Regions from separate parts of the Homo sapiens genome. Here all the other regions are linked to region 2. A link is a contact called in ENCODE Hi-C data. All regions are on one chromosome and are shown on one strand. Each heading gives the region's core, a stretch centred on a gene start or an enhancer-like site at or near the end of the contact. The rest is flanking DNA. Distances are from core to core; before and after follow the strand shown. Region 1 overlaps CDYL2 (chromodomain Y like 2). Region 2 has its middle 13 kb from the start of LINC01228. Region 3 has its middle 7.6 kb from the start of LINC01227.

What was found. Hi-C counts contacts between places; a loop is a spot of excess contacts on that map. Pooled maps may share reads with other maps.
Region 1: a loop to region 2 is called in a map with no recorded cell type, with 4 times the contacts of the local background. The contact joins two enhancer-like sites. A Hi-C loop is called at or near these places in 5 of 37 single-sample maps with no recorded cell type and 2 of 50 pooled maps.
Region 3: a map with no recorded cell type shows a loop between it and region 2 (8-fold over the local background). The contact joins two enhancer-like sites. A Hi-C loop is called at or near these places in 4 of 37 single-sample maps with no recorded cell type and 7 of 50 pooled maps.

Annotation. Positions count from the first base shown.
Region 1 is chr16:80,674,935-80,677,856 of GRCh38, forward strand. All of the region lies in intron 2 of CDYL2 (chromodomain Y like 2), which reads right to left. Among named protein-coding and RNA genes, the nearest start is that of LINC01227, 100 kb to the left of the region's middle. Within about 2 kb of position 1,642, at least 3 of the 41 ENCODE cell types and tissues checked have a DNase peak (open chromatin) inside an H3K27ac peak, as active enhancers do.
Region 2 is chr16:79,838,928-79,841,897 of GRCh38, forward strand. No RefSeq gene overlaps it. Among named protein-coding and RNA genes, the nearest start is that of LINC01228, 13 kb to the left of the region's middle. Within about 2 kb of position 1,289, at least 4 of the 41 ENCODE cell types and tissues checked have a DNase peak (open chromatin) inside an H3K27ac peak, as active enhancers do.
Region 3 is chr16:80,578,802-80,582,084 of GRCh38, forward strand. No RefSeq gene overlaps it. Among named protein-coding and RNA genes, the nearest start is that of LINC01227, 7.6 kb to the left of the region's middle. RefSeq lists an enhancer at 1,376-1,865. Within about 2 kb of position 1,855, at least 3 of the 41 ENCODE cell types and tissues checked have a DNase peak (open chromatin) inside an H3K27ac peak, as active enhancers do.

The DNA of each region.
Region 1 (2,922 bases), core at 392-2,891, 840 kb after region 2:
ATATGATGTGTGCATGAGTGTGTGATGTGTACATCTGTGATGTGAATATGTGCATGTGTATGTACATGCATACATGTGTGTGTGTTTTAATCTAAGGCCCTAAGGAAAATCACCAGGACCAGAGGTTCCACCTCCCTGGAATGCCAAGTCAGCATCTCTGATACTACTGAAGATGCCTCAAAGGCAGGCCCAGGGGTGTTGGCCAGAACAATGCCCTTGGCATCTGGGAAAGGTCTGTTGGCTTCAACCTGAATCCCTGAAGTACCTTTCTTCATTTACAAAACTGGTCACAGACCCCCAACAGCTTCAGCATCCCCAGACCCGGCACCACACCCTAATTCCTTCTCTCAGTGCTGTGTCTTACCCTTGCTGAGCCTCAGCTTCCCCATCTATAAACAAGGTTGATCCCAGGTAACCTTGTTATGTTGCTATGTTGTTAAACTGCTCCATCAGAGAACCACTGAGGAAATTAAATCACATTTAGTAGATCAAATACAAAGAGCTAGGCGTTACCTGCAGTAAGACCTCAAGAAATGTTAGCTACTATTGCTACCATCACCACCACCACCACCGCTGCCACCATTATCATCATCATTCATGAAGACTGGCTGCTTTGTGTGAGGAGTCAGGGTGGAGGAAGGCCCTGGGATCCACCTCAATGGGGAGAGTGGCTTTTCACCGACATTAGGAGGTGAAGTTTTATTATTGTTTTGGAACCCTCAACAGGGAGAGCGGCTTTTCACCGACATTAGGAGGTGAAGTTTTATTATTGTTTTGGAACCCTCAATAAGGAGAGCGGCTTTTCACCGACATTAGGAGGTGAAGTTTTATTATTGTTTTGGAGCCCTCTACAGACACTGTACCCGCTTACTGCTTGCTCCTGGGGAGGATCGCTTCCACTCCCCCACTATACCCTTTTTGGAAGTCCCCTGATGGATAGCCATGAGCAAACAGTGCCTAAGACTTTCCTAAGGACATTGAGGGAGGAAAACGACAGCTGAGCAGGTAGGAAAAGCAATTAGTTGGTTTCTAAACCTTGACAGTGGTCAAGACTCCATCATCCTCTTCTGGGCACCAAAATCAAATCCAGAATTCAGGAGCCAAGCGGGGAGAATCGATTCTCCCCTTGGATCTGCCATAGGTCAAGTTGCTCCTGGTTAAAGAGTCGGATTTCCCATCACAGCCTGGCACTTTCCATGTGCATAGGGCGGTGGCCAAGTTGGACAGGGTCTTAACACCACCACATCAAAGGGTTTTAAGTTAGTTCATTAGCACACCTTCCTTACTTGCCACCCTGTGAAAGACAAAAGATTAAAAAACCCTCAAGTTTTTGTTGTTACTGACTTGGAAAAATCATCTGCTTTTAAAAATTGAAAAGGTTAGTGAAAGTGTGTTGGCCTGGGGGTGGGTACTTGAAGTGGGTCAGGAAGAACAGCTGGGCTCAGGGAAGTGGATACATGGATACCTGTGCTGACAAGAGGCTGCCCCGGGAACACCCTTCCTGACCTCTCAGTGGTTCACCAGATAGTGTGGGGCCACTGCCGATGACAGTCAGAGCCTTCCTGAACCAGTTTCCCTGGGCCTCTTCTGGGACAAGCTCCTCACCCAGAGAAGCAGTGGTGATTCTAAAGGCAATGAACTGGGGTCAAGTTCAGGGCAAGGAATGAGATGTTTCTGAAACAGTCGTAGTTTTGAGGAAGTATCAAGGGAACTATAATAAGCCCAGAAGGTTATTCAGGACTTTCACTACTGCATTCTGAAGTGAGATTGACTTGTAATTTGCATTTCTCCTCCTCTCTTTGTCTGGTTTGGAAATCCAGGTCATACTGACCTCGTCACAGGAGTTGGGAGTATTTTCCCATTTTCCTGTTCTCCATAATCATTTGGATAAGGGAGGGGTTATCTGCTCTAGAATGTGTGGTCAGATGATCTATTCTAGAACGTTTAGATTTGCCTGCAAAACCCTCTGGGCCTTGTGTTCCTCCTTTCTTACTTCTTCTGAGGACTTTTTAACAACCAATTCAATGTATTTTTTTTTTTTTTTTTTTTTTTTTGAGACAGAGTCTCGCTCTGTCGCCCAGGCTGGAGTGCAGTGGCACAATCACAGCTCACTGCAGCCTCCACCTCCTGGGCTCAAGTGATCCTCCCACCTCAGCTCCCTGGAAAGCTGGGACTACAGGCATGTGCCACCACACCTGGCTAATTTTTGTATTTTTTTGGAGAGACAGGGTTTCGCCATGTTGCCCAGGCTGGTCTTGAACTCCTGGGCTCAAGCTATCCACTGCCTCAGCCTCCCAAAGTGCTGGGATTACAGGCATGAGCCACCACTCCTGGCCCAATTTCTTTAATAGTTATTTCTCTCTTCAGGCTTTCTAGCCCTCCTTTAGGCTGTTTTGTTGAGTTGTATTTCTCTATGGAAGTGATGATGTTATCTAGGTTTTCAGATTGAGTGGCATGGAGTTAGTCACAGCGTTTCAGGCTCAGAAGCACCATACCCATCTATCAATAAACAAGGAGGTGTCGGCCAGGCGCAGTGGCGCACGCCTGGAATCCCAGCACTTTGGGAGGCTGAGGCGGGCGGACCACGAGGTCAGGAGATGAGACCATGCTGCCCAACACGGTGAAACCCCGTCTCTAATAAAAATACAAAAAAAATCAGCTGGGCATGGTGGCAGGCGCCTGTAGTCCCAGCTACTCGGGAGGCTGAGGCAGGAGAATGGCGTGAACTCAGGAGGCGGAGCTTGCAGTGAGCCAAGATTGCACCACTGCACTCCAGCCTGGGCGACAGAGCGAGACTCCATCTCAAAAAAATAAAAATAAAAATAAAAATAAATAAATAAATAACCAAAAAAGAGCCCACATTGCCAAGTCAATCCTAAGCCAAAAGAACAAAGCTGGAGGCATCACGCTACCTGACTTCAA
Region 2 (2,970 bases), core at 39-2,538:
AGAGTTCTTTGTTTAAATGGAACCTACTGTATTTATTTGTGTTGCTCTTCCAAAGTCAAACAAAAAGGGCACTGATCTAGCTAAACCCCGGCATGGCACCGTGGACATGTGGTCCATTCACTCGGTGTACAGATGTTTTCAATCTGCACACTTTGTCTTTCATATCCATGTGAGATGAAACAGCCTTCATTTAGCCCGGGAGACACGCCAGCAAGAGAAGATACATACTTAACCCTTCACAGACACATTTCCCTGCTCCCTTTGGACACTGAGATGTGATTCTGGGGAAGCAGAGTGTTTCCCTAGAGATTCAACCTGGTGCTCTCAGTGTTGCTCTGTCCCTAGTTGCTCTGGGTATCCAGAAAATAGTAATAATAATAATAAATAATCCCTTCCACTCCCGTCTTTGCCCCCCAGCCTCTACCTCCCTATCTTTGGCAGTTCTTCAAAGCTGTAGACCTCTTGTGAAAGAGATTTAAGGTGGGGAATGGTATTCTCGGCTGTCTCTGGGCATTTCAAACAATCCTGCATAGATGATGACAGAGATTTACTAAGGGTCGGTTTGGCCAGTGCCTGGGTCCTTAGAATGCAGGCGAGTTGCTATTACTAGGCCCCTTTCCTAGGGTGGACTTTACTCTCTCCCATTTCTGTTTCTTTAACAGCAACTTAGCCAGGGTTTCTCAACCTTGGCACTCTTGACATTTGGGGGAGGATAGTTCTTTGTGGTATGTGTGTGTGCTGGGGCCAGGGGCTGACCTATGTGTTGAAGGATGTGGAGCAGCATCTCTGGCCTCTACAAACTAGACATCAGGAGCACTGCCCACCTGAGTTATGATGACCAAAACTCCCTGGGTTGAGAACCCAGTTTCCCCCAGTTTAGAACCCTTGCCTTTTAGGGATTGCTTGTGGTATTATAAAGATCATGAGCTTCAGAGCAGACGGACGCCCTCCCACTCCTTGTCCGGCCTCCTGCGTGCTGCTTGACCTTGGCAACCTCTTCTCTCTATTACAGCTTCCCCATCAATGAGGTGCCTATTAGAAGTCCCAGCTTCCACGGCTGTGTGCTGTGGACCCAACACAAAGCGCTGTGGTCAGCACCTTAGCCCAAGCCTGGTTTGGAGGGGCGCCGGTGCATGTCCCTTAGCACCAGACCTGGAAATAAGTTCAAAGGGAGCACACAGGACTTGCTGAGGGAAGGCAATGGATGCAAGAATGTGAGATCCACTCCCTTTAAGGCCTCATCAGCTTTTGAACACCCTGTGCCAATAGTAGCAGCTCTGGGTTTCTGGACGGAGCTGTGTGGCTTGGCAATTGGAATCGGGATGGATTCGCTTTTTCCTTCCACCCCGGGCTTTGTGACCCTCCCTTCTTAGAGCTGGAGCTGAAGGCTGGCTGCTCCCAAATGCTTATCCATTGCTCTGAGTAGTTGAATGTGTTAAATACATTGAAGTCCTTCATAAAATAGGGTTATTCTCAGCTTGGCTGACACATTCTCCTGGCTGTTACATCTTTGGAAATTACGTATCAGGACCTGGCTATAATGTGAGTGGCTTTATCTGCAGACATACTGAGGTTGAAATCTCAGCTTAGCCACTTTCTAATTGCTGAGTGTTCTTGGGCAAGTTGATTTAACTTTGTGGGTTTGCCAATCCCCACTGGCAAATGGGTCTTGATAATGACCTCAAAATATAGCTTTGAAAATAAATAGGGTGTCATATTGGGAGTTTCTCAGTGTGTGTGTGTGGTACATTCTTGGCATTACCAAACAATACTGCTATTATTGCTATTATTATTAATTATTAAAGTGTTCTTTACTGGTTGTCTAATTGACATAAAAATTCAAAATCACATGAAGCCTACGATTCAAACATAAGTGTTTTATGATATTCACTAGTAGATCTGTGTGATATCCAGACAGTTTTCTTTTCACTTTTCATTATAATATTTTGTGATACAGCTTCAGTCATAATGTTTGGGGAGGATTATTTCCATCTCTTTCAAACTCTGATTTTCAAAGCTAAAAAGGTATTTCTAAACATAGCAAAATGGGACTTGTACGAAATGGAAAATAGACTCAGCAAATTAAGGCTAGGGTCTTTATCTGCAGAAGCACACAACTTAAGATCCTGGGTCTAGTGAAAGTCACCGTGACCTTTATATAAACATAGCATTTTACAGCTTACAACTTGATCTCACATACATTTTATCACTAGATGCCCCATTTATTCGAAGGCATGAATACCCCCACCTGGTCACACTTTTCGAGTAGAAATGAGACTCTGGGGTTTTTGACACCACGTTTAGTTCTCCCTCCAGCCTGTGCATTTATCAGCCTGACGGTGGACAAGCATTTTGTCCTGGGGAGGGTAGGTCTATATTTTCTCCCTTTTTCCATGGGTCCTTAACCAAATATTTTACAGGGTGTAAGAAGAGATCATCAGCAACTGAGAGTATCTTATGGAGAAAGGAGAAATAAAATCAATAAAATCAAGACACACGCACACACAAACACACACACACAATTATTCTCCAAGCTTTCCTGCTTTTTTCCCATTTTTCTCCACTCCCCATGCTCCCCCGGCCCCCATCAACACTCCCCACAAATATATCATATTCCTTGTACTTTTCTTGAGTTCATGTTTACCGATTTTCACTGAATAAAACAGTTTGCCTTTGGGCCATTTGGTCTAGGAAACTTCTCTCTTGAAATATGTATTTTGAGACATATACAATTATATATGTAATCTACATGTAAGTCATGAAACTGTATATAAACAACTTGGAAAACAATGTCTCAAGAACCATAAACCAGTATCGGTGAAACTTCTTTCCCAAGTCCTTTCTCTTTTCCTCATCAAGTTAAACTACCTTAAACTTTATGTTTACCATTCTCTGGCTTTTCTTAAAAGTTGTATTTTTCAGGTAGATATCACTGAACTGTAGGTGTATGTGTGTGGCTTGTTTTTAACT
Region 3 (3,283 bases), core at 605-3,104, 740 kb after region 2:
TTTTTTGAAGGTGTTTCACTCTTGTTGCCCAGACGGGAGTAGTACAATAGCATGATCTCGGCTCACTGTAACCTCCGCCTCCTGGGTTCAAGCGATTCTCCTGCCTCAGCCTCCCGAGTAGCAGGGATTACAGGCATGCACCACCATGCCTGGCTAATTTTGTATTTTTAGTAGAGATGGGGTTTCTCCATGTGGTCAGGGTGGTCTCGAGCTCCCGATCTGAGGTAATTCACCCACCCCAGCTTCCCAAAGTGCTGGGATTACACGCTTGAGCTACCTTGCCTGGCCAATTTCCCTATATTTCACAGGAGAGCAAGACTTACTAGATATCTTCCAGTCCCCAAGCCTCAGTTTCCCTATCTTTCACAGGGAAAAATTACGACTCAGAAAAATTCCAAGAGGGTTAAGTACAATGGCAAGCCAAGAGTGCCTAGCCCAGGGACATATGGTGACACTCAATCCATGTGGGTAGAACCAAGATGGAAACTAGAATCTGCAAGTCTCTATTCTGAGTCTCTCTTTCTCTCCTTCTTTTTTTAATAACTTCAACACACGTATTTAAACATTGCCTATGTGATCCCCAGCCCTATTATTAGTCCAGAGATAAAAACAGGGGTCAGAGCAATTGTAATCAAAAGCCATTTCTCTATCCCCGACCCTGGTGCTATGGTGTGAATTTTTGTGTTCCCCTAAAATTCCTATGTTGAAATGTAACTGCCAAGGTGATGGTATTAGGAGGCGGGGCCTTTACGAGTTGATTAGGTTATGAGGGCAAATCCACCATGAATGGAATCAGTGCCCTTATAAAATAGGCCTGAGAGAGCTCCCTGCTCCTTCCATCATGTGAGGACGCAGTGAGAAGGTGCCATCTGAGAAAGTAGGCTCTCACCAGACATAAAATCTACTGGTGCCTTGATCTTGGACTTCCCAGCCTCTAGAACTGTGAGCAATGGATTTCAGTGGCTTATAGGCTACCCAGTTTATGGTATTTTGTTATAGCGGCCTGGATGAATTAGTACTATCTCCTTCATTAATAATAATAATAATAATAGCTAAAAGCAATTGAGCACTTACTATGTACAGACATTGGGTTAAGACTTTACATAAATTATATAATTAAATCAATTACCAATGGTTTATATATATGTCAGAACCTAGGGTCATTTGATACAACAATAAAAATATAAAATAGCAACAGCAATACAAAAACTTTCCTTCTCTGACTTAATCTTCCCATTATCCCCACTATATGCTACCAGGGGCATCACACATCAGCTCAAGAACAAGCCCCTTTTAGGTATTCCATGGAGCCTGCCATATAGTCCTGCTCACCAGCTCCAGCGCCATCTCTCTGTGGAAGCGTCCATTGCTGTTCCCAAAGCCCCACTGCACTGCACTATGTCCTCTAGCTTGACGCCATCATGGGCTCCAACAACCACCCCTGGTGGGAAAGTACCTATCCCCACTCGGGCTACATCCTGTTTCCCTGGTTAAAAAACACCACGGCTCTGTGCTTGCAGCGCCTCACCAAGTTTTGATATGAAGCAGCTCTTTGGTTCTGTGCTCAGGTTTTACCATAGCTGCCTTGCTCTAGGGGGAGTTCAGTGGGGAAGCGCCTTCCTCAGATATGGACCTCTGTTCTTGCAGCAAGCTTTTGGCCTGGATTCAATCTTCCTTCAGAATGTTTCTTTCCCAGGAGACCCTGAGCAAAGAATCTCCATGAGGCCATCCCATCATCTTCTAGACAGGCCCAGGCATTTCTGACTCCTGCGGTGAACACAATAGTTTGTGCTTCCCAGCTGGGACTCACACTCAGAAGATCAAGCTTCTGGCCAGCCATGTAGCGACTCAAAGCTTGTGGTTGTCTTCTTAGTACTGGGTTGGTTTTGAAATGACTCATCCACAGCGTCTGGCTGCTTTTTGTGAGAAACTTTGTGCATTGTTGAGGCAAATGGTTAGCATGAGGGGTTCATCTCTGCTCATGATGATTGTTCAATACATGCTCAATGATTTAGACTAAATTTCACTCATGCATTCATCAAATATGTATGAGCTTCTGCTCTGTACACCCTACAATGGCCCTAGGATGGCATTTGGAGACACTGATGTGCAAAACATAGTCGCATAGCTGAAAGGGTCAGATATTCATTTATTCAAAAAATGGGCACAAAAATGTACAAAATGCAAAAAATATCTTCCCTTGTGGAACTTGCATTTGAGCATGAATAAGTACATGCAATGAAGTACCAAGTGGAGCTGCTATCAGAGAACTCTGGAAGAATACAACAGGGTGAAGAAGAGGAATGATTAATTCTATGTGGAGAGGGGAGGAGGATCAGGGAAGGCTCCTGGCGGTGGGGGAGAGGGGTGATCCCTGAGTGAAGTCTTGATAGAATAATAGGTATTAATAGGTTTTGAAGACAAGGACACAGTGTAAACAAAGGAATGGGACTGCTGGCTGGTAGGGGAAACCAAGAGTAGATTGTAGAAGTTGGAACATTGAGTACAGGGAGAAGAAGGAGTGGCATCATGAGAAGAGATGAGGTCTATGAAGACCTCAAAATGAGAACTTCTAGTCCGTGGTTCCCTAGGAAACTGAGCCCGAGGGTAAAGCTTTCCAGGGAGTGCAATCCCTGGGAAGTAGAAATGAGGGAAAGGGGGAGTAAGTAAGGGAGGCACTGGGAGCAAATAGAAGGATGTCATTACCCAACTGGTCATGACTTGGTGACAAGATGATCTCTTTGGCTTTACCAGGCATCTTTGCAGAGAACGTGAGAAAGATTGCATCTCTGAAACATCCATCTAAGCGAGGGAAGACAGGGGACTTTACACAAGGCTTCCATAAGGCATTGGTCAACATTTGCCCCATAGGTGATTAACTCCTGCACTTCTGATGTGTAAGCACTGGGCATGTGGGAACACCAGGTGGATCATGTAGTGTCTTGCACCTGGAGGAAGCCCCTGGGCAGGAGAAAAGAGGGCCATGCAGGCTCATGGCCGGAGAGACCCTAACAGTAACTGGGATTTGGAGCAACAGTAGAGGCATGCTCCTCCCTTTGTAATTCAGGCCCAGCTGACGAGCATTAACATCAACACAGACCTTAAGACTGACAGAAAAGACTCTTTAAGTCTGATAAGAAACATGTATATCTATTCTCTCTGAAGCCTACTACCTGGCTTCCCCACCTGCTGCCTCAACAACCTGGCTATAAAACTAGGGAACAATATAAGACGCTGCTAGGGCTGCCCCAGCTAGAAAGCAAGGCAAGTGCTCAGATACAGG